6 separate regions of the Homo sapiens genome follow, and all the other regions are linked to region 3. The links are chromatin loops, found by intact Hi-C in ENCODE. Cell type or tissue: heart left ventricle. All regions are shown on one strand. Region 1 overlaps DCN (decorin). Region 2 overlaps LINC02823 (long intergenic non-protein coding RNA 2823). Region 3 overlaps EPYC (epiphycan). Region 4 overlaps LUM (lumican). Region 5 overlaps LINC02823 (long intergenic non-protein coding RNA 2823). Region 6 holds the start of LINC02823 (long intergenic non-protein coding RNA 2823).

The links. Peaks named below come from ENCODE experiments on the same cell type or tissue, not always from the same donor. Only the 100,000 strongest peaks of a DNase experiment are listed, where the experiment ranks them.
Region 1: it touches region 3 in a loop (3-fold over the local background); 20 of 110 quality-filtered maps call a loop at or near these places.
Region 2: a loop joins it to region 3, with 4 times the contacts of the local background. A loop is called at or near these places in 55 of 110 quality-filtered maps.
Region 4: it touches region 3 in a loop (3-fold over the local background); 44 of 110 quality-filtered maps call a loop at or near these places.
Region 5: a loop joins it to region 3, with 19 times the contacts of the local background. A loop is called at or near these places in 88 of 110 quality-filtered maps.
Region 6: it touches region 3 in a loop (8-fold over the local background); 50 of 110 quality-filtered maps call a loop at or near these places.

The regions. Positions count from the first base shown.
Region 1 is chr12:91,176,641-91,180,640 of GRCh38, reverse strand. DCN (decorin) reads left to right here. Exons shown (of 8, transcript NM_001920.5): 2 at 2,056-2,299. The coding sequence starts at 2,089. Among named protein-coding and RNA genes, the nearest start is that of DCN, 4.2 kb to the left of the region's middle. In heart left ventricle, a CTCF peak has its summit at 2,428; no DNase peak of the experiment used is centred here; H3K4me3 peaks cover 4,000 bases; H3K27ac peaks cover 4,000 bases.
Region 2 is chr12:91,330,454-91,334,453 of GRCh38, reverse strand. All of the region lies in intron 1 of LINC02823 (long intergenic non-protein coding RNA 2823), which reads right to left. The region is part of intron 8 of LOC105369896 (a long non-coding RNA gene); the gene reads left to right. Among named protein-coding and RNA genes, the nearest start is that of LINC02823, 5.5 kb to the right of the region's middle. In heart left ventricle, a CTCF peak has its summit at 1,944 (motif pointing right); no DNase peak of the experiment used is centred here; H3K27ac peaks cover 268 bases.
Region 3 is chr12:90,975,932-90,979,931 of GRCh38, reverse strand. EPYC (epiphycan) reads left to right here. Exons shown (of 7, transcript NM_004950.5): 3 at 1,670-1,844. Among named protein-coding and RNA genes, the nearest start is that of CCER1, 23 kb to the right of the region's middle. In heart left ventricle, a CTCF peak has its summit at 1,571 (motif pointing left); no DNase peak of the experiment used is centred here; H3K27ac peaks cover 1,368 bases.
Region 4 is chr12:91,106,861-91,110,860 of GRCh38, reverse strand. It overlaps LUM (lumican), which reads left to right. Exons shown (of 3, transcript NM_002345.4): 2 at 1,861-2,743. The coding sequence starts at 1,882. Among named protein-coding and RNA genes, the nearest start is that of LUM, 2.6 kb to the left of the region's middle. In heart left ventricle, a CTCF peak has its summit at 1,632 (motif pointing right); DNase peaks (open chromatin) are centred at 1,630 and 2,870; H3K4me3 peaks cover 3,856 bases; H3K27ac peaks cover 3,507 bases.
Region 5 is chr12:91,353,133-91,357,132 of GRCh38, reverse strand. The region is part of intron 2 of LINC02823 (long intergenic non-protein coding RNA 2823); the gene reads right to left. It overlaps LOC105369896 (a long non-coding RNA gene), which reads left to right. Exons shown (of 9, transcript XR_001749251.2): 8 at 3,898-4,000. Among named protein-coding and RNA genes, the nearest start is that of LINC02823, 28 kb to the right of the region's middle. In heart left ventricle, a CTCF peak has its summit at 1,544 (motif pointing right); a DNase peak (open chromatin) is centred at 1,562.
Region 6 is chr12:91,324,474-91,328,473 of GRCh38, reverse strand. LINC02823 (long intergenic non-protein coding RNA 2823) reads right to left here and starts at 1,548. Exons shown (of 4, transcript NR_183611.1): 1 at 1,254-1,548. The region is part of intron 8 of LOC105369896 (a long non-coding RNA gene); the gene reads left to right. In heart left ventricle, CTCF peaks have their summits at 1,637 and 1,836 (motif pointing right); no DNase peak of the experiment used is centred here; H3K4me3 peaks cover 1,239 bases; H3K27ac peaks cover 2,496 bases.

The DNA of each region.
Region 1 (4,000 bases), 200 kb before region 3:
TTAAAGTGGCAGTGTGAATAATAATCTTTATGATATTTTGTTAAATGAAAAGCCACAAGCCTGTATTCAACATGTGCTGCCTTAGACACATATCAGTAGTAAATATAAACTAAGAACAAACATGTAAGAAACTGAAAAACATTTGTTTCTTCTCTAGAGAATCTAGGCAAAAATTCCCAGAAGATACCTTAAGGTTAGATCATACAAAGATCTTTCTTTTCTCTTCTCTTCTTTCTTTCTCTCTCTCTCTCTCTTTCTTTCACTTTCTTCCTTTCTTTCTTTTTCTCTTTCTTTCTTTCCTTTTCTTTCTTCCTTCTTTCTTTCTTTCTTCCTTCCTTCTTTCTTTCTTCTTTTTTTTAATATGCTACAATTGGATAATGACTCAAAACAGCTGTAAGATTCTACTTACGAACGTACAGCTTTAATATGGATTCGTCTAAGTGTACAATTCAAGGTAGAGATGATGGGACTAAATATCTGCTATGATGGGACTAAATATCTACTATGTTTTGGAGATATCAGAATGGTTTCAATGCAATTTAAAAAATATTTCATCTCCCAAATGACTTTGCTGCTATATAATCAAGTACTTTTGTTATTCAGATTTATTACGATTTTGTCACTCAGATTTATTTAGTGCACTTCAGTTGATTTAACAACATAGATTCGTGCTTGTGGAATGAATGGATAAATATGGAATACATTTATCAAAACAATACTTGTTTTTTTACAAAATGCCCTGTTAGCAAAATGAGATCATATATACATCACATAAAAATCAGAATTTTCCATATGTGTTTATTAGCTTATTAAACATAATGTTTGAGAAACTAGGAAATTGATTTATTTTTTAAAGCCGATCTTGCTTATACCAAGTTGAGGTTTTCAATCTGCTTTTTTTATATCAGAAATTCGATACTGAAAAAAAGCTAATTTTGTGTTTTAAAAAATCAGACTGATTGCTTGGAACAAATGGAATAAATCGTCTTGTCAATAAAGTGATGGTCAATTGAGTCATTTGTGTGCAAAATATTGTGCAAGGCCCGGGTACAGAACAAGGAATAATAAGACACGCCCTGAAGGAGTACATCGTCTAGTGAGGGACAGACCAAGCACGCAAAACAAATTGCAATATAATGTGATAAGTTCTTTAAAAGAGGTAAGAGCAACGTGCTTTGGGAGCAGAGAAGAGGGAGAAAGCAGCATCTTGCCTGGATGAGCCAGGGGACACAGAAGAGAAGCCCACTATCTCATTTAATCTTTACAACTCTCTTGCAAGGTCGGTATTCTACATGGCAAGTAGCTTTGATTGTCAGGGTTCAGGTGAGGACTGGGAATGGAGTGACAATGAAAAGGAATGTGGCTAGAGCTATTAATTCATACCAATTTATGAGTGGTCTGACATACAGCACAGGGACTGTGGACAGTATTGATAAGCCATAGGAAGTTAATAAATGGTTTATAGTAGAAATTAATAAGACAAAATTGAATTTTTAGACGATGACTCAGGCAGCAAAATGGAAGATGGACTGAAATAGAGGAAATATGCAAGGCAGAGATGAATTAGAAGCTCTTGTAGTAGTTTAGGGAGAGATGAGAAGGGCCTGGATCAAAATAATTGTGGTAGGATGGAGAGATGTGACTGGCTTCCAGAGATATTTCTGAAGCAGAAATTGGAGATCTCCTATGTGGATAGAGATAATTTTATCTGACCATGTGTTAAGTGAGCATTGAAAAGCCCAACATGATTTATTACCATGACAATTTTGCAAATGATTTGGATATATAGTATATCATCTTAGTTTAGACCCAAAATTCAAACAAGCAGATTTAAATAATACTCAGATTTCTCATCCTAAGTAAATAGCTGTGCAAATGATACTATAATGTACCTGATTGTCTTTCAATACATTTTTAATGCTCTGCTTCCTGATAACAAATGAAATATTATTTTGCATCTTTTCTCTGTGCTCACTGTATTGTGGCATATTATATAAGAAACGACACACAGATTAGGCAGTGCTACTCTTCTTAAATCTCTCATTTGTTTCCTAGGTTCCCTGGTTGTGAAAATACATGAGATAAATCATGAAGGCCACTATCATCCTCCTTCTGCTTGCACAAGTTTCCTGGGCTGGACCGTTTCAACAGAGAGGCTTATTTGACTTTATGCTAGAAGATGAGGCTTCTGGGATAGGCCCAGAAGTTCCTGATGACCGCGACTTCGAGCCCTCCCTAGGCCCAGTGTGCCCCTTCCGCTGTCAATGCCATCTTCGAGTGGTCCAGTGTTCTGATTTGGGTGAGTGGGATGCAGTTTCTCTTTACCTACCTTACTTGTTTTATTCTTGGGAATGGCAACTCTGAGAGTTTAGCATTTTCAGTTTTAATCTCTCTAAATTTGAGAGACAGTGCCACCTAATGAGGAGTAAAGGAAGCAGAACAGGATAGAAAGAAAAGTAGCGTTGTTGTTCTCTCTTTCTCTCTCTCTCTCCCTCTCTGTCCCTCTTCCTTTTTTCCTCCATTACTTTGCAATCTTGGACAAATCATTTTTAAAAATATTTCTGAGCTTTATATCCCTTCTTCTACAAAATAAAATTTTGAATTAAAAAAGTCTTATGTTCTAAAATTTCAGAGTAATGGTTTAATCTTAATTCTATAATATGCTTTTATAAAATATTAGATATTAAGAAAATCAGGTCAGTCTCTCTACTATTCACTTAGCCCAGACAACAGAGTTTCAACATTACTAAATTGTAAAATAATCAGTTATCAAAAGCAAAACACATCAAATTTTATGACAAAATCTTATCTTTCAAGTATCAAAATACTCCCTTAATCTCTGAGTCTTAGTTTTGTCTTTACTTTTGACATTTTGTAATCCAGCTGCTTATATTCTTTAGAAAGTTTCAAAGGAAATATTTATCACTAAGGTATGGTGTAAATATTCAATATAATTGTGTTACATATATCTTTAGCCTAACACCCTAAAGACAGTTTGATTTATCATCTTTTCAGAAAAATTTGGTCTGGAAATTCCAAGAGCATTACACTTAGAAGATAAATCTCCAGAAAGATTGAAGCTCAGTGGATGGGCCAAAGGGGAATGAACTCAGTTTACATGGCAGCTCATTCACATTCCTCCTTTTGAAGGGGTGTATTTTCTTACTGGAGATGAAAAGAAAAAAAAATCTTTATATCATGATTCCGCCATGTGTACTTCCTTCTGGAAGAAATTCCATACTATGATCAGGCACTTCTTTCAGAAGTCCTATATTTACTCAGAACATGCTTTCTAGCAGTAGTTTGCAGAAGAAAAATGCAACTTCTACAATTGGAATAAACTGCCTATAGGAACCCAGAAAAAATATAAAGTATATTCAGTAGTAACGACTGAAAAACACTTGAAATAGCTTCTTCAACACATATATTGTATAGCTATTTAAAACCCAAATACAAATGTTATATGAAGACTTTCAAAAGGCCGCAGGATAATTCCAATGGATCTATTTGTTCAGTCATTCAGAAGCTATATCGGGAACCCATCATGGATGAGCTCTGCTCTAGGCATGGGGAGAAAGGATGAGGAAGACAAATATGGCCCTAGTTCTTGTGGATCTTATGTTCTAGTGGTGGTGACTATTACTTTTTGAATTGTGTATTTGCCACAGGGGAGATTGGATTACTCTTCAGAAATTTTATAAGCATCTAGAGATGACCTGCATTATTGCCTTGGGCAGGAAAATAACAGGGTTGAAAAAAATCTGAACAAAGAAATCACCATTTGATGGATATACACAGGATAATCTTTTCTGAAGTTACTAAAATGGCGAAGTTCCCAAAAAATGTAATGCGAATTAAATTTCACTTTGCCTCTGAGAAAAAGTTAAAAGAATTTATTATTACTCTCGCTACATGTATTATCAAAAATGAAGGGTTGATATTTTTAAGGAAAGAAGAGTTGGCCAGTCACTTTAGTGAAGTTTTATTTTTTCGTAAATAT
Region 2 (4,000 bases), 350 kb before region 3:
TATGTCACTTAGCCACATTACAATAAACAAAATCAAGAAACTAACATTAATAACATTACAGTCTAACTTAGAAGCCATATTCCAATTCAGCCATTTATACCACTAATATTCTAAACCAATCCAGGATCCCATGTTGCCTGTAGTTCTCATATCTTTTTATTTTCCTTTACTCTAGAACAGTCAGTTTTTCTTTGCCATTCATGACAGTTACTTTTTTTTTAAAGAATACAGACCAGTTATTTTGAACAATGTTCCTCAGTTTGGGTCTGTCTGATGTTTCCTTATTAGATTTAAGCCATGTATTTTTGGCAGGAGTACAACAGGAGTGATGTGTTTTTCTCAGTGCAGCATGTTGTCTTTAGTGAAACAGTAATTTAACTGTCCATTTGGTAAAGGTGGTGTCAGCCAATTTTCTTTAATGTAAAGTTACCATTTTTGTCTTTGTAATGAATAACTATCTTGTTGTGAGCTACTTTGAGATTATATAATCATCCTGTTTCTCACTATACTTTTATGCAATAATTCTTTGATGAGTCTTGCCTGAAATAATTATTACTAGCATGGTTTCCAAATAGTGATTTTTCTATTTCTATCGTTCGTTCTACCTTTGTTAGTTGGAATTTTATTGTAAAGAAGAGTTTTACTTTCTACCCTGCTAAACTTCTTTTCTGAGGTCTCTGCATTCATCTATCTGTCCATCCATCTATTTTCTTTTTTATTTATCCTTTGCTTCATTTCATATGTACTAAATGTATAGTCTTATTTCATTTCTCTGACTTAATTAGATTTTCATAAAAGACTCCCTTAGTGATGTTCCTGCTCACTACTTTATTTATGTATCATTACATGTGCCTACTACTGCTTTCTATAGAGTTAATGAGTAATTTATATCAGAAAACATAAAAGTCCATTCTTTAAAATCTGTTAGAGGCTTGTCTATGAGGGAGACTCAAGCTTTCTAAGGTGACCTTCATCAGATGAATCTGCATATGTTCATGAACATATGTTTGGACTGTCTGTGCTCCTCCCCTAACCTCCTTGTCAAGATGATCCCCAGTTGGATTGTTGACTGAAACTGTAAGGCTTACTTACTATAGATTTGGTATTTTTATCAAGTTTGGTTGAGTGTCTGACTCAAGTCTCACTCTTTATATTTATTTCAACTATAAGATTTCTTATGTCTTCTTATGATCTCTCTAACATCTGTCCATGGTCTGATCAGATTTGAACTTCCCAGATTTGAGATTTTAGTGACACATACAAAGATTATGGAATAAAAATAACATAATCAGAGATGCCATTTATTCAGTGCTTAATGTGTATCCCAGGTACTTTACATATAATATTTAAAAATCTCATAAAACCCTATAAGATCCATGTGTATATCTCAATTTTTAAAAAGTCTTTTGCCTGGTGTTCAGAGAAGCTAAATAATCGGACTGAGCTCGAAGCTAACAAGTAGAAGGGCTGGCATTCAAATACAGGTTTGTCCTAATGGAAAAGGCCATTTTTTCCGTTTGCATTAAACATTGATAATATATCTGTTAACAGTGATAAATATACACAGGAATAATAATGATAGTATATGAAATTATTAAGAATAAAAACTGTAGAGATTCTGTGGCAGAAAAATGAAGTTCTCTTCTTCCCAAAGTGCAGCAGAGTACTCAAATTGCAAGTGTTTATTTATTTTATTTGGCTTTACTTGTTTTGTTCCACTTCTTGCTTTCCTCCTTTGTAGAATCAGTATACTTAAAAATCTACACACATGCTCAAGAAATTATGAAGAAGCCTTAAAATCCATAAAAGCCATAATAATGATAATGTTACTTTATCCCCATGAAGATTTATACCTAGCGCCAAGATTTATACCTAGCACCAAGCTTATACATAGCTATAAGTTGAATATATGAAATTAAATTTTTTGTTTCCAACAGCAGGTGGTGGTGCAGGGTTATTCTATCAAGTTACAGGATTTAATTACAGATACTACTGTGTTGTTGAAAGTGATATGGAACATGTATTTTAATTTTGGAAGCATTTATATTACCTTATTATGATTTACTTTATAAAATAACTTCTTTGAAAAAATTACATACTCATATATAATTTTAGAAGAAAGAAAATGATTAGATATATACAAAATACATACCCTTTAAATCATTTAAGCAGTTTAGAACTTCATATAATTATGTAAATAATTTTGATATGTATTTTTGATAATATGATTTAATATTGAGAATTAAATATTTATATCAAATGTACTCTAAATTTATAATTATTAGAAAAATAATAGTACTAAATGGAGGGACTAAACAAATCTTTGTTATTTAGTAAAAGAATGGACAAAAATGTTTATTTTTGCTTCTTTAATTTCTAGATGATATAATGATTATCTTTAATCACTTTCTACTAAACCTACAATGTACTATGCATTTTCTATTACTCATCTATCCATATTCCTACTCAACTATCTTCAATGTCACTAAATAATTTATTTTGAATCTTGGCTACATTTTAGCTCTTAATTGGTTTAAGTAAAACTTAAAGACAGTAGTATCTTCCAGAATCTTTGATCCAGGGATGGGTTTCATTGGATGATGGTTTTCATTGGATGATAGGTTTCATTGGATGATAAGGAAAGAGTCTATTTCACTCTTTTAAAAAGCCATCGCTCTTACCAGTGAAATACTATTTGGATATTGTAGTCCTCTAGGCCATGATGATAATTATGATGTTAAATTAGTTGAGTCAGTTTTTCAGAGGTCCCAGGCCACACAATGCAAATGTAATATTTATAACCTCAAATGATTCATAGACAATACTAGGCAGCAGATGGCATCTCTAAAGATTTTAATGACTGTTTTGCAGAGCCTGCTTTACGGCAGATGGAATGGAGGAGGGGAGAGACAGGTGTCTGGGAACTGTTGGAATGAGGTAGAGTCAGGTGGTTGGCAGGAATTAGGGGTCCTCTGGAAGGAACAGAGGTTAAAAAGAAATAGAGTGAGTTGGCAATATAATTAAAAGTGCTGTATATCAAAGTCTACAACACGGAGATGTGGGGACTGTTTATATTTTATTTTGGGCCCAATCTATATGACTTCAACATTTTTTATTGTAGTCTCTTAGGATTGGAACTGAAGTTTAATATCCACTATTCTAAATGACCAGCCATATCAATGGCAAGGTCAATAAGGAGTAAGATTAATACTTCCAAATATCTGCTTACAGAACCACTTTGAAAGAAAGTGCTTAACCAAACTGAGCCTTCTACCCTATCCCGAACCCCCTGCAGCTGCCATCATTTCAGAATAGAGAGCCACCCAACATAACAGAAAAAAAAACTTCAGCTTATCTTAAAATGAAGAACAACAATAGCAGATAGATTCTAAAGCTCTCTTAAATTTTAAAAAATTTGTTTTGTATTTGATATTCAGTGTATGATCTAAAGACAGGAATAAAACAAACAAACACACACACACACACACACACACACACACACATATTCATTCTGAAAGCTACAAACTAGACTACTGAAACAGAAGCTCCTTAGTGTGGAAACTTGGGGTTCACATTTAATAGAATCCCTCCATACAACTATTATGAACAGGATAGTTGAGAACCACTGGTTTGTACACTTTGAAGACTGTTCCTAAAAGTAATGGCCTCAAAATATAGTGCAATGAACAAAACAAAATAAAAAGAAGTAGCACAGGTAGGGGCAAATTCAGTTTATATGGCTTGAAGCTATAAATATTGAGGCTCTCTTTATGAAATAAAATAAAAAACTACAAATACAACATTAGATACAGTGTCTTTTGAGAAAATCTACTTCTGAGGCATGAACATTGAAGATAGCTTTGTTTATTACCAGCCTGGACTTGTTTCTGGGCTTTTCTGAGTTGAGAATAATGACTTCCTTCAGCTGCCAATTTCAAATGAGTTCAGTCCCTTATAAAACAGTGAAACACCCCACAGCTATAGGGGTATCATCCTCTTC
Region 3 (4,000 bases):
TTTTGATTTCATGCTTTAAATAATTTAAAGTAAGTATTAGCACATTCACTGATTTGTCTCAGAAAATCTCTAAACATAGAGCTGTGACTTAGATATATTTTGGACAAGCAAAGTTGGAAAAAATTATACTTCAATAAGTACTTGCTGATTGCCTATTATGCTTACAGCCTAGAGGTACACAGATAAAAGACATGACATACTTTACCATCCAGCAGGCTTGGAAATGCAGAAAACAAATGGAACCAATGTAATACAGCACAGAAAAGGCTGAAATAGAGAGACTCTATGGAAGCACAGAAGGATGCACAATTCAGAAATATAAACTGATAAAAGAAAGTTTAGTGTTCCTTAAAAAGAATAATTTTCATTTGTGATTTGCAATGCTTTTAAATCTATTATAAGTGATATTAAATCATAAGTGTATTCCTAAAATTTTTTGGTTACTCAAACACCTAGAAAATACCTGGTCTGAAAATATACCTGTGTTATAGATGAAAGGAATAGTTTGCAGATCACTTGGTATTAAGTAATCCAGAAATAATTTATGTGTTTCTTTACTTTCTTAATGAAAGCAAATAAAGAAGGGTGGAAAAAAGCAAAAGGCCATATTGGTGTGGTTAAGGGAAAGTCTGGGATTTCTGGGGATACCACAAGGACACTGGGCCACAAAAAGTGGGTCCTGGATGTCGCCATCCCAATTGCCTGGAGCAAATTTTCAGCCCAAGCTTACGAGACCGTCAGAGAAGTAGACATTTACTAAGTACCACAAAGAAATAGACATTCAGACAAGGGAAGAAATCTGAAAGAGAAGATTTCTCCTAAATCCAAACAGTATTCTTAAAAGCAATGATTCTATTACTTAAAATGTACAAGTTAGATAAGAGCAAAGCAGTTGTAATCTAAAATATAATATAAAAAAAAACCTTTGAATAATTTTGTAATTTTATAACTGCCTCCTAGTGTCAACGTTCTCAAAGAAGTCCATTTTAACATACCTAGATATCATTACAATATTTGTTATTTTAATAATATTGAAAACACATGAGAAATGGCATATCACAATCAAATCATAGTTTTTATGTCACTATATATTTTATTTTAGTATAAAGGATACTTTTCAGTAAAATGCCATTAGAGACAGTATAAGTCATTGGTAAGGAACAGAATATTTGAACCTAGGAAATCAAGGATTGAAAGGACAAGATAATATGTATCAATTTCTGCTCAGTTATTACCTTCAAGGGGAGTAGAATGAGAGCTGGATGGTAAAGGGGAGTTTTGAATTTACTCTGTACACTTCTGAATTAATGTGAAGCTTTCACAACATTGATGCATTCTTATAATGCTACTTATTATTAGAAAACAATAAATGAGCTTTTTTTTAAACCTATGAAATGAACAAACATATACGATATTAAAGAACAAGAAGACCAAAAAAAAAAAGGCATTGGAAACAACTTCTAAGATTTGAGAAACAAAACTAATTAAAAACAACAGTTACTAGAACCATGTGTGTTCCTCCAAGCAAGCAGGATGGTCAAACTATTGAACTTTAGAACATGAGTGTCCTCTTGTGGCAAATATGGGTACATTTTAAATTTGTGTCACTGCCACACAGAGTGACTGAGAAGTTGGCCTGAAGAAATTCTCTTTTTTTTTTTTTTTTCAGATTGAAATAGCCACAGTGATGCCTTCAGGGAACAGAGAGCTCCTCACTCCACCCCCACAGCCTGAGAAGGCCCAGGAAGAGGAAGAGGAGGAGGAATCTACTCCCAGGCTGATTGATGGCTCTTCTCCCCAGGAGCCTGAATTCACAGGGGTTCTGGGGCCACACACAAATGAAGGTCAGGTACCTCAAAGCAGAATTACAATTGAGTCCACTTTGTCATCCTCAAAACTGCACAGCTTCAACTCTACAGGGAAACCACATGACATGACCCAAGAAAAAAGTTTTGGAATAGGCTAGGTTTGAAGCATATTTATACATAGATTTTATATTCAAATATAAAGCAGTTTTAATAATTCAGCTTCGGTCTCATAAAAATGATCAAATAACCAAAGATTTGGGATGAAAATATTGTGTATCATTACTCGAAACCTGGTGGTGGAATGTATTTGTAGAACAGAGAGTAATTGATGAGCAGGATAAAATCTTTGCCTCTGAGATTAGGCCACAGCAGTTCAAGGGGATAAGAGATGATGAGGATGAAGATGATGGTAATAGTAATAATATTTTGCACTAATTGAGCATATACTATCTGTGGCCTATATGCTCAGCACTTCACATTATCTCATTGGATTATTAAAACCTCCCTGTCAGAGTGTTAATATTACTCTTCTCATTATCATGGAGAAAACCATAATTCAAAGGGGATAGTAACTTGCCAGACATCACAAAGCTGTTACATAGCAGGTTTGAAGCCAGCCTGTTCAGATTCTTGGCTGTTTATTTATTTAAAAACAGGCTTCTTCTCACTCAATCCTAAGAAGCAACAGAGAGAGGAAAATATTGCACAACATCAGACACCATGTTGCATGGCCTGCAGATGAAACCAGAGCCTTTTAGTTAATGAGAAGGAATTCTTAGTGCTACATGTAATTCTATAATATGTCCGTATTTCTTGTTCAAATGTGTCACTGTCAACCTTGGGGGTACTCAAGAGGACTCACACTGGAATACTTTTATATACACAGAGAATGGCATAGTTAGGGAGTATAGAAAAAAATAGAGAGTTCCCCCTGCAAAGGTTGAGTGAATGTAGAGTGTCTCTGTATTCCAAGTTCTGTAGACACAAAACTTAGTTTCAAATAACTACCGTTCTCATGAATATTTCTGCCTAGCACAGGAAGATAGACATAGAAACAAATTTAGAGGCAATACTGTATGTATTAATCCATTTTCATACTGCTGATAAAGACATACCCAAGATTGGGTAATTTATAGAGAAAAAAGAGGTTTAATGGATTCACAGTTCCACATGGCTGAGGAGGCCTCAAAATCATGGTGAAAGGCAAAAGGCGTATCTTACATGGCAGCAGGAAAGAGAGAAAGAGAGCCAAGTGAAAGGGGAAACGCCTTATAAAACCATCAGATCTCATGAGACTTATTCACTACCATGAGAACAGTATGAGGGAAGCCGCCCCCATGATTCAGTTATCTCCCACTAGGTCTCTCCCACAACATGTGGGAATTATGGGAGCTACAATTCAAGATGAGATTTGAGTGGGGACACAGCCAAACAATATCACTGTATTACAGGTCTTATGAGAAAAGTCTGTCCAGAACACATTGGGAGACAAAAAGAGAGGGAGGAGCAATATTACCTAAGGCATGACTAAGAGCAAAGTACAGGAATCAAAACTGAGAGTTTCTTGGACAGACAGAGGAACCAAAACATATGTATTCAAATCCCAGCACTGTGACTTGTGGGGTTTTTATAGTCTTGAGTAAGGCATTCAATATTACTGTGCCTTAGTTTTCTCATCTAAAAAAATGGGATAATAAATAATAGAACTTACCTTATAGAGGTGTTGTCAGGATTAAATGAATACATGTAGTTACTGGCCCATAGTAAACATAGTGTTAGTTATGAAAATTCTATTGATAAAGGAGTTCATGCATTTTTTTCTCTCAAAATTTTTAGTGTACAATACAGTATTGTTAACTATGAATAGTATGATATAGCAGACCTCTAGAACTTGTTCATCCTGTATAACTGAAATTTTATACCCCTTGAACAACTCCCCATTTCCTGAGGCTCTGATAACCACCATTTTACTCTTTGCCTCTTTGAGTTTTTAACTGTTCTTCAATAAGTAATATGAAAAGTTGCCCTTTCATCCCATGCCTTCTATATGCCAGACACTTGAATTGTTTTATCTACATTAACTTTTTGAAGAGTCAAAACACTATGTACTAGGCACTGATTACCCATTTTTAAAAATAAGAAAACTAAAACTCTGACATACTATAAAATGTGTCCAGTAACACAGAGGTGAT
Region 4 (4,000 bases), 130 kb before region 3:
CGAGTTTTTTAAAAAGTTCTGGGAAATGATTTCGTTTTTGAAAACAGCATTTTCTCTATAGCCACAGGTATTTGAAAAAACTGAGGGTAGTACAGTGTGATTTTGCCTCATAGTGGAGTCATTATATGGTTGCAAACTCTCATTCAATTCAGCATCCTTGTTTTTACTTTGCCAAAAAATATGGAAGCATTTTTCATTACTATTTAATACTCACATTATAGTTGCCATATTTTGGTGTATAGTAAATTTAAAATAGCTTATTAATAAAGCAAGACAAATCTTTACAGTATTTACATTCTATAACTTAAAATAACTCTGGGAATATGTCATCACGTTCTTTTTAGTGCTATGCAATTATTATTATGGCCAAGTTCTGTCAGCAAAATTAAATGCCCCCATTAAAATCTTAGAGAGTAATTTACTGAGAATCTGGCTACATGTTACCTTATGTCAGCAATCAAAGTATTTCTAAAAGCTGTTTTATAACGTTCCATCTGATCTGAAATAAAGTGCCTTACAATTTCAAATTAAAACAAATAAAAGACGTTTTCAGTTTCTAACCCCAAAGATCCTGCTTATCCCAAACTACTTTGATCCAAAAGCTTGTAATCATACTTTCATAGAAAGATATAATATTCTCAGTTATCTATTAGAATGTAGATCTTTCGTCACATTAATGATTTATCTCCCAGGGCTACCAACTTTGCCTCAGCCACAACTGTTCACTCTATAAAAGTCTAACTCTTATATTCCAATTTTCCCATATCTAAATTGCTGCACCTAAGACATTGAAATGTACTTTTTTGAGCCTCACCTTAGAAACATGTTCCTATGAGAAGATAACTGTTACACATTATTTCAAATTCATATTCTCAATTGAATAATTTACTAGATAGTTCTAACACCAGTATTAAATCCAAACTTTAAAAACATCACACCTCTCTCCCACCTCCATTCTGTGAGGCCACTAAAAGCCAGATATGCAAACCATGGCATCTTCGATTTTGGCATGAAGAAAGTAGAGAACTTGTGAGTAATTGAGAGAGACTATAACTCTAATTGAAAACTTGGAAAATACTATCTTTCTCTACCTGTTGAATCTCTTTCCAGAAAGAGAAACCTTCAGAATGTGTGACATTTTCCTGATAAACATTAGCAATTATTAAATATTACTAATATTTTGTTTAGTAAATAGCTAATTTATGAAATATTAGTTCCAGAACACAGTTTTGCAATGTGCTTTAAAAAGTGTAGAATGTTAAGCACAACATGAACTAGTATGCATGCACACCAGCACCAAGAATTCTGTTCTCCTTCCTCAGAACCAACAGTAACCAGACACTTTTAAAGGAATGTGCCTTCCATTTCCCTCCCACATACAAGCAAAACCTCAGGTTGCCCATATTCCCGTAAGGATCTTCTTCATGAGTCATTTTAATGATGTCGAATGGTAGGGTAGAGTATACAGTTAAAAACTGTCTTCTCATTCTCTTTTTTTGAGAGATGATCTGAAGCAGTAGTCTAATTCGGTGGTCAATGAACACCACCCAGAAACCTCTTACAGGAAGGCATTTCATTAAGGAAGAGCCTGGAGATTGACTGGAACAATTAGGCTGGGCTCGCCCAGAAGGGGGCGCACGTGTACGCAATCTAACCTGAAAGCTGCTCACTACATAGTTGTAAACATACACCTTTGTCCTCATACCTAAATAAAAATTTAAAAGACGCTGTTAGATGCACTAAAAATAGCTATAAAATAACAAAATGCACATTTTCTAATGAATTTAATGTTGCAAATTGAATGTCTTTTTCTTGAAAGTATATATTTTTTTAATTAATAAATGTTTCATCTTTATTTAGGATTCAAACCATTTGCCAAAAATGAGTCTAAGTGCATTTACTCTCTTCCTGGCATTGATTGGTGGTACCAGTGGCCAGTACTATGATTATGATTTTCCCCTATCAATTTATGGGCAATCATCACCAAACTGTGCACCAGAATGTAACTGCCCTGAAAGCTACCCAAGTGCCATGTACTGTGATGAGCTGAAATTGAAAAGTGTACCAATGGTGCCTCCTGGAATCAAGTATCTTTACCTTAGGAATAACCAGATTGACCATATTGATGAAAAGGCCTTTGAGAATGTAACTGATCTGCAGTGGCTCATTCTAGATCACAACCTTCTAGAAAACTCCAAGATAAAAGGGAGAGTTTTCTCTAAATTGAAACAACTGAAGAAGCTGCATATAAACCACAACAACCTGACAGAGTCTGTGGGCCCACTTCCCAAATCTCTGGAGGATCTGCAGCTTACTCATAACAAGATCACAAAGCTGGGCTCTTTTGAAGGATTGGTAAACCTGACCTTCATCCATCTCCAGCACAATCGGCTGAAAGAGGATGCTGTTTCAGCTGCTTTTAAAGGTCTTAAATCACTCGAATACCTTGACTTGAGCTTCAATCAGATAGCCAGACTGCCTTCTGGTCTCCCTGTCTCTCTTCTAACTCTCTACTTAGACAACAATAAGATCAGCAACATCCCTGATGAGTATTTCAAGCGTTTTAATGCATTGCAGTATCTGCGTTTATCTCACAACGAACTGGCTGATAGTGGAATACCTGGAAATTCTTTCAATGTGTCATCCCTGGTTGAGCTGGATCTGTCCTATAACAAGCTTAAAAACATACCAACTGTCAATGAAAACCTTGAAAACTATTACCTGGAGGTCAATCAACTTGAGAGTAAGTAAAAAGCTGTTCCTGTGTTTGATGTGTGCTCAAGTGTTTAAATACCTGGGCTGCACAACACAGATATTGCATCTGGCTCCATTAAAAAAACAAAATGTCGCCCGGGCGCTGTGGCTCATTCCTGTAAATCCAGCATTTTGGGAGGCCGAAGTGGGCGGATCACCAGGTCAGGAGTTGAGACCAGCCTGGCCAACATGATGAAACCCCATCTCTACTAAAAATACAAAAATTAGCCAGGCGTGGTGTCGCACTTCTGTAATCCCAGCTACTCAGGAGGCTGAGCCAGGAGAATTGCTTGAACCTGGGAGATAGAGGTTGCAGTGAGCCGAGATCGTGCCACTGTACTCAAGCCTGGGCAAGACAGCCAGATTCTGTCTTGGAAAAAAAAAAAATGTCCACAAAATATCCCTCTACTTCAAACAAAGAATAATTCTAGCTCAATCATATATCCAATATCCAGCCTTTCTTTGGTGTATCCAGATAAGGAACAATTAAGGTCACAGAATTTAATATGTAAGTCTTCAAACTAAAAATTCCGGGCCAACTCATCCTGCTGTGTTACCTCCTCATATATATCTCTTATTATTTTCTCCTTTATGGCTTAGATTTGTGTCCTACATTTATTTTTTGACAAGATCTAGATGAGGGAGGAAGAAATGAGTTCAAAAGTGGCACAGTTGGCAAACTCCATAGCCACAAAGAAGCCCATATTGTCCCTCCCTCCCTCCCTCTCTCTCTCTTTTTCTTTCTTCCTTCCTTTCTTTCCCTTTCTTTCTTTCTTTCTTTCTTTCTTTCTTTCTTTCTTTCTTTCTTTCTTTCTTTCTCTTTCTTTCTTTCTTTCTTTCTTTCTTTCTTTCTTTCTTTCTTTCTTTCCTTTCTTTCTTTCTTCTTTCTCTCTTTCTTTCTTTCTTTTTCTTTCCTTCTTTCTTTCTTTCGTTTTCTTTCTTTCTTTCTTTCTTTTTTTTTTTGACAGGGTCTCACTCTGTCGCCCAGACTGGAGTGAGGTGGTGCAATCTCGGCTCATTGCAACCTCCACCCCCCAGGCTCAGGCGATTCTCCCACCTCAGGCCACCACCACCACCAGGCTAATTTTTATGTTTTTAGTAGAGATGGGGTTTCACCATGTTAACCAGGCTGTTCTTAAAATCCTGACCTCAACTGATCCATCTGCCTTGGCCTCCCAAAGTACTGGGATTACAGGCGTGAGCCACTGTGCCTGGCCCCATATAGTCTCATGGTCTTCCCTGACAT
Region 5 (4,000 bases), 380 kb before region 3:
AGGTAGAGGAAAACATACCCAGGAATAATGTAATTTTTGACTTTCGCTGTGCGTAGAAATATCTTCTTTGACAGAGTTGTCCTCAGTGTTGTGTTTTGAAGGGCTAATGAATATTTCTTCTTCTGAGATAGTCCAGAAGGGAGCCATTTAGAATGCCTGATGTGTGGATAGATGGCCGTCAATCAATATGTCTACAAAGCAATTCTCTGAATGCCAGAGGATAGTGAAGAAAACTAGAAGGAATTTGAAATGAGAAAGTATGACTTTTAGGCCATTAAGGTTTTCTTTCAAATACCTGGTATGATGAAAGGGAAATAGAAAAAAACTCCAACAGCTGTTAATACATGGAACTAAAAGATGAGTGTGTAATATAGAAATTGATAAAACCATTAGTCTAGATGAGCTTTCATAAAGCATTTGATTCTCATCATTTTCTATTGACTCTTTATGGTATAACGTATTCCACAATTTAAAATTATCTTAGTTTTCATAATTTCAAAAAATATCAAATTTTATTATATGTTATGAAATACTGGCCCCAAGCCAAATTATTTTGTCATTTGTTTGGAATGAGATCCATGAGTTCCTTAAGACATATGTCCAGAACTAAAATATTTTCATAACTATAAGATAATATTGTTCTTTTTAAAGTTTTGTTTTTCAGGGTTTTAGCATTTCATATACATAATTTCCTTTTCCCAACTGCCCTCACCTATTTCCCTGGCATACTACTGGTATTTACCTGAGACTTAACTCAAGTTTATTTTTGCCTATATAAAGCTTATTCTGTCTTTGCAACCCTGCTCCACCCCAACTCACAGAATTGAACACTCTCTTTTTATGTGCAAGCACTGAAGTTGGCACCAGTCTCTGGGATCTACTCTAATATCTGTTATCACAACACATTGCACATTGTATTAATGTTTTCTTCATCATTAGACTGTAATTTATTTAAGAGTTAAGTCTGTGTTTTCTTACTCTTTGTGTCCTTTCTTCCTGTGGTGATGACATAGCAACTGCCCAATACATACTCATGGAAGTTAACTTATGAATAAATAAGTGAGTGGCTTTCAACTGCAGATGCAACTTTGAATGAGACGGCATCTGTTTCCACACCAAAAAAATTTTAAAACATAATATTTAGATTTCTTTCAATAATTAATTATTTATAAAGTCCTTTTGCATACTCCATCATTCAACTGATACTTACAACAATAATATCAGCCCCATTTTAAAAGTAAGAGCGTTCATGTTCATAGTAAGTCATGCAACTACATGAAAACTCAAGTATTCAGCTAAAGACACACATCCTATATTGCACACTGTTGAGAGAAATAGCAACTAAATGGGATGGCAATTCTGTGATTAACCTCTGTAACAAAAAGATTGGGTCATTTCTTTTCTTCTATTCATTTTTCTTGTGTACAAGTAAGAGAGGTCTACAAGGTGACCCCCAAGTTCCCTTCAACTCTAGCATATGAAATCTGCTCACTCACATACTCATTAAACGCTCTGTCTCTGGCCACCACATCAACTGACCACGAGATGGCGATGCAGCTTAACTCAGCACCCAGGTCTGTAACCCCAGCATCTAATGAAAGCCGTGCCCAAGGCAATTTCCCATATTCAGCAAATTTTAAAACATAGACATTCTGTCATATTTGAGAACTCACCACCTCCTTTTTCAAATATGACTACTGGCATGGAGAAAATGTTTCAAGATGCCAGCCATCCCTAAGATCAAGCAAGAGGGACATCAACTTGAGGCCAGTGCTAGTGAACAGACTAAGAAAGCTCATTTACATGACGGAAGACAAAGTATAATATCCACACCAGGGCAACTTTACCAGGTAGAAAAATTGGAGACTGCGTCTTCATCAGACTCTAAATTTCGATACTTTCAACACCAGATTTGTTCTCTGTTGAATCCCTGTAAATATTTAGCATGAACAAATGCACTAAGCACCAACTAGGAGTACCTCAATATGATGGGGTCTAGGGAAGAGGTAGTCAGTCTTCTGTAAAAGTTCACAATCAGACTCATATGTGTAACATATGTTTAATGAACACATATTGTGTGACAAGCTCATGTGTTAGGTCTCAGATAAATAGCATTAATAGTGGCTACTATTATTTGTTATTTATTGATTGCTAATTGCCACGGCATATGCATAGCACTCTAAATTTCAACTCATTAAATATTTATGAAAACATTACATATTAAGGGCTAGTAGCCCTATTTTACAGATAATGAAAAGTAGGCTCAAAGAGGTTAAGGCAATTTGCTACGATTACTACCATTTACTAAGATTACTGCCATTACTAAGATTACTGAGTCCTGGTTTTACAATAATGGAAAAGCAAGAACACTGAGGATAGAGGAAAGGCATACGCCAGCAAACATAACACATAATATTCCTGACAATAACCAGAAGTGCAGTCAAGGACACTTTCAGAGCACAATGCTTCTTCCTTGCCTTGGTCCCTGAAATTCACTTCCACTTGTTCAGAAAAAGAAAAAAGTAGGATTTCTGATTTGTTTTACAATATCCATTGTCTACCAATTCTCTCATGGCAGTATGGTCTTCAGCTGGCCCACTTGGGGATCCCTAATCCTGAACATTTTATTACCTCTTTTGCAACCAGTGCTGCTACTGGGCTTGTACTCTTGGAAACATTTCACAGGCAAGACTCCTCCAACCCATACAGAGGCTAGAAAGAAGGCAAAGAGACACGTTCTCAGAATGATATAACAAGAATCCCTCATCAAGGCTTGGTTTGTGTCTCTGTTAAAACGTAGTTGAGACATGGAATCAACCTAAATGCCCATCAATGATAGACTGGATAAAGAAAATGTGGCACATATATACCATAGAATACTATGCAGCCATAAAGAAGAATGAGATCATGTCTTTTGCAGGGATGTTAATGGAGCCGGAGACCATTATCTTTAGCAAACTAACACAAGAACAGAAAACCAAATATTGCATGTTCTCATTTATAAGTGGTAGCTAAGTTATGAGAACACATGGGTGCACAGCTAGAAATAGCACACACTGGGACCTTTCAGAGAGTGGAGTGTGGGAGAAGAGAGAGAATCATGAAAAATAACAAATGGGTAATAGGCGTAATACCTGGGTAATGAAATAATCTGTACAACAAACCCTCATGACACAAGTTTATCTATGTAACAAACCTGTACATGTACCCCTAAACTTAAAATAAGTAAAAACAAACAGAAAAGAATAGTTATTTTTAAAAGTTTATATCACTTCTACCAAGGAGCATAATTAATTTTGGCCATCATTAGAATATATTTGCTGTATGATTAACTGAAACATAAAATAATTTTATAATATACCAAGGCTCTGAAATAAATGCTGATTTTTTTCTTGACTCGGAGTGTGGGTTCCAAGGTATTTTTGTCCCATGTCAGCTGTTCTAGGGTGCCACATTCTCATTTCAGTTCTCTTTTGTTTTAGCTGTTATTTATATAATTGCTTGAAGTATCATATTTATTGATTTTTTTCCCACAGTTTGGTTCTCACTACATAAATCTGGCTATATTACCAGTACGGTAACTCTAGCCCTGTGGAGACAATGTGGCATAGAAGTTGAAATCCTTAACTCTGGAGACAGACTGACTAGCTTCTAATCCCACTCCTGCCACTTATTTCATGAGCAGTCTTGGGAAATGTGCTTAACCTCTCTATGCCTTAATGTTGTCATCCATAAAATGATAATGATTCATTTTTGACATACAACAGAGTTAGAAAGCATCTACTATATTCCACACAATGCTCAAGTAAAAATCACTAAATAGAACAGACCCCAAATCCCTGCTTTTGTGGGAGATGACAAGGGTAATGCACATCAATGGAATTTGTGTCCTTATAGGCTCAAGGAGCTCTCTTGTTCCTTCCACCATCTGAGAACACAGTGAGAAGTCCCCAGGCTTCAACCTGAAAAAGGGCCCTCATCAGAACCTGATCATCAGAAC
Region 6 (4,000 bases), 350 kb before region 3:
GAAGCTCATTTAAAATGTTAAGTTTCTTTGGAAGGTCTTTATGTTTTCTTTTCATTTGAAGACCCAAATTCCTTTTGCAAAAATCAGTTTTAACTTAAAACCTTTAACATGTCTGCCTTTAATTAATTTTCAGGGTTCAAGGACTGTACATTGTAGGTTTATCCTATCAATTTGATTCTCAAATCCTGGTAGATGTCCCCAAAAGAAGAAAAGAAAAAGCATAAAACTCCATACTCAAAAGTGCCCATTAGTCAGCTTTCACCATGCCAAGTTGTCAAGCGATATCACAGTTATGATCTTTAAAGCATTCAAAAAAAGCTGGAGAACTTTGTGTGAAGAGCTGGATTTTATGGCTTTTGTGTGTGCCAAAGGGATTGTCCAACAGAAAGTACCCTGGAAAGCCTAATTATTACTCCACATATAGTACGTGGCATTATAAGCTATTTTGAGGTTTTTGGAAAGGGAGAGCTATGAGTGACAACCACAGCAGGGCGTGCTGAGGAATTTAAACCCAACTCTATCATCTCCCTGTTGGCAGAACATAAAACACATAATGCTGTTTTAGTAATCAATCTTTCATGTATTTATTTTAAGGAAAAATAATTTCATTAAAACTTACAGAGTGGGAAAAGGAGTGATATAAAAGTCAACACAGTACATTTATATTCAATGAGAATTATTTTTTAAAACATTATGGCTGCTATTTACAAGGGTGGCGTTCGTTTTATACTTAAAATCACAGCAGCTTTTGTAACACTTTTTTTAGGAAATAATGAAAAATCTGATTTGGATTACGACTCAAGTTGAATATTTTTAAGAACTCTTTAATTCTTATACATGTCAGTTGTATAAACAAAATAATGTTGGGAGAATGAACTCAGAAACTTAGAAGCTATCAGTCATTTTTCAGATTTGCCTCTATGCTTTGTTATTCTATTATGTTTGAAAGGGTCTTCAGACAGAGATGAGAATTTAAAGACAATAAATGAAGAGCATTGTTTTATGATTGTGACTTCAATATGCAAGTCTAGTGAGAACTATCTCTAAGTCAGATTTGTGGATATGTCAGTACTGTTTAAAATGAAATTCAGCTGTCTCCCCTCTCCATCCTGGAAGCATTTTATACGTCAGCATTGTCTACTGTTTAGTTGCAGAATATTTTGCTCAGTGGTCATTATAACTTTGGAGGGCACGCCTTAATGCCTAACATGTGTAAAAGGTATTTACCTATAGTAACCAGTAATTTTACTTACATTTTCTCCCAAGCATTGTGGAATCTCAAAAGCCTTCGACTCTACGCTTCAAGTCCAAAAAAACTAAGCAGATTTGTGATACCACTTCTTTTTCATGGTTCTAGATAAAACAAGTAAGAATTTTCTTTCTAGTAAAATAAATGGATTTGCTTCTCTGGTTTTCTACTCTAAGTACTAAGAAAAAGGGAGGTACAATACTTAAAGTTAAGGATTATTGTAACTAGGATAGAATAAATAGAAACAATTAATTTTCCCCGTAGATCTATATCCATGACCAAGGATAAATGAAAACTGTGACATTAGGATTTGAGACAGTGTTTTGCTATTTTGTGGTTATTTCAGACTTACTGTTTTAAAGCAAAATCAACTTATTACCATTTTGAAAATGAGAAAAACCAAATCCAAGTTTTGATTCAGACTTTACTAATAGTTCTATGTCACATGATTAATAAACCTCTGGGGGATATAACTTTTAAATATTATAATAAAAATAAATGATATTTGGCTTTTTGTTTTTCCCTTTGAGGGTGAAATAGAGCTAATGGTCTTTGAATCTGACCTCTTTGCTGCTATTCCCATTTTTTCCAAAAGGTGGCGCATGTGTAATCTTTTTCTTTATCAGGGTGCAAAGAACCTGGGGAGCCAGAGGGACCTGAGTGAATTTTCAGAATTGTTTTTCTTCAACAAACTCAAGGTGGCCACATCAGAAATCTGCATTTCTGCAATGGCAGTTTCTTTATGCTCAAAGAACCCTTCAAATAAGAATTAATCTGATTTTGTGAAAGAAAAACATGCTTCCTATGCTTCCCATCTTAGTTTGGTTTAAACTTTGGAGTTCTTTTTGCCAAGTTTATTTTATAATGTTTTTCTTCCTTTCTGATCTTAGACTAAAGTTCTATTTTTTTAAAGATAACCTTGACTCATGTGGAGTTGTCCTTCTTAATTAGAATTCATAAGCAACACACAAGTATGTCTGGACTCTGTCTAAACAAAGCTCTTTGACAGCACAAATGCAGAAGGATAAATCTATCAGACAGGAGAAATCTTTTGAACTATGGGCAGATAAGAGGGAGTCAGAAGTACAGAGGGAAAGGAAAACATGTTGGAGAGATTCTGATGATGAGACAGGAATTCACAGATGAGACCTAAAATCAAACACACAGTTTTTCCCAGCAATTCACTTAAATGTGCTTCCAAACTCTGTAGCTGAAAGAAAAATTTAAATATGATCTAACGAAGTCCAACCACTTCACTTTACAGATGAGGAAACCAAGTCCCAAAAGATGAAGCCATGTATTTAGTGAAACACAACTGAATTCTGTTCTGTTTCTGGTGAAATAATACAAGAATCTGTCAAAGAGGTGTGTTAAGTCACAAGTTGCAGAAAGCAAGACTTAATAGTTTTGAAAATTGTAGTCTTTTAAATCATGATTCTTTTTTATTTAGGCTTGTATTATTTTGGTCACTATGCTGTTTTAGACACTCTCCTCTGCTCCACAGATGAATATGGTCATTCATTAGCCATTAAGTTGTAGATCTGTGCTGTCCAATGCAGTAGCCATTGGCCACTTGAGTATTTCATTGAATTTTAAACTAATTTAAATGAAATGAAATGAAAAATTTAGTTCATCCATTGCACTAGCCGTATTTCAAGTGCTTAGCAGTTGCATGTAGCTAGTGGCTGCTATTTAAACAGGGCACATATACAGGCATAATTGTACTTCACTTTATTGTGCTTTGCAGATATCGCATGTTTCACAAATTGAAAGTTTGTGGCAACTCTGCATGGAGCAAGTCTATTGGTGCCATTTTCCAACAACATGTGCTCACTTCGTGTCTCTGTGTCCCATTTTGGTGATTCTCACAATATTTCAGACTTGTTATTTCTGTTATGGTGAACTGTGATCAGTGATCTTTGATGTTACTGTTGTAATTATTTTGGAGTGCCATGAACCACACTCATATAAAACAGTGAACTTAATAGTAAATATTGTGTGTGTTACGATAGCTCCACCAACTGACCCTTCCTTCATCTTTCTTCCTCTCCTTAATTTATCTCCCTCTCCTTGGGCCCCCCATTTTCTGAGACACAACAATATTGAAATTAGGCCAACTAATAACTCTAAAATGGCCTCTAAAATGATCAAGTGAAAGGAAGAGTCACATGTCTCTCACTTTTAATCAAGAGCTAGAAATGATTAAGCTTAGTGAGGAGGGCATGTTGAAAGCCAAGACAGGCTGAAAGCTAGGCCTCTTGTGCCGAATAGTTAGCCCAATTGTGAATGCAAAAGAAAAGTTCTTAAAGAAGATTAAAAGTGCTACTCCAGGTCAGGTGTGGTGGCTCACCCCTGTAATTCTAGCACTTTGGGAGGCCGAGGTGGGTGGATTGCTGAGCTCAGAAGTTCAAGACCAGCCTGGGCAAAATGCTGAAACCCCACCTCTACTAAAATACAAAAAAATTAGCTGGGTGTGGCAGCGTGCACCTGCAATCCTAGTTACTTGGGAGACTGAAGCAGGAGAATTGCTTGAACCTGAGAGGCGGATGTTGCAGTGAGTCGAGATTGCGCCATTGCACTCCAGCCTTGGGGACAGAGTGAGACTCTGTCTCAAAAAGAAACAATCCATCAATCAATAAAAGTGCTACACACACATGTATACATATGTAACTAACCTGCACATTGTGCACATGTACCCTAAAACTTAAAGTATAATAATAATAAAATAAAAAAAAGAAAAAGAAGCTAGAA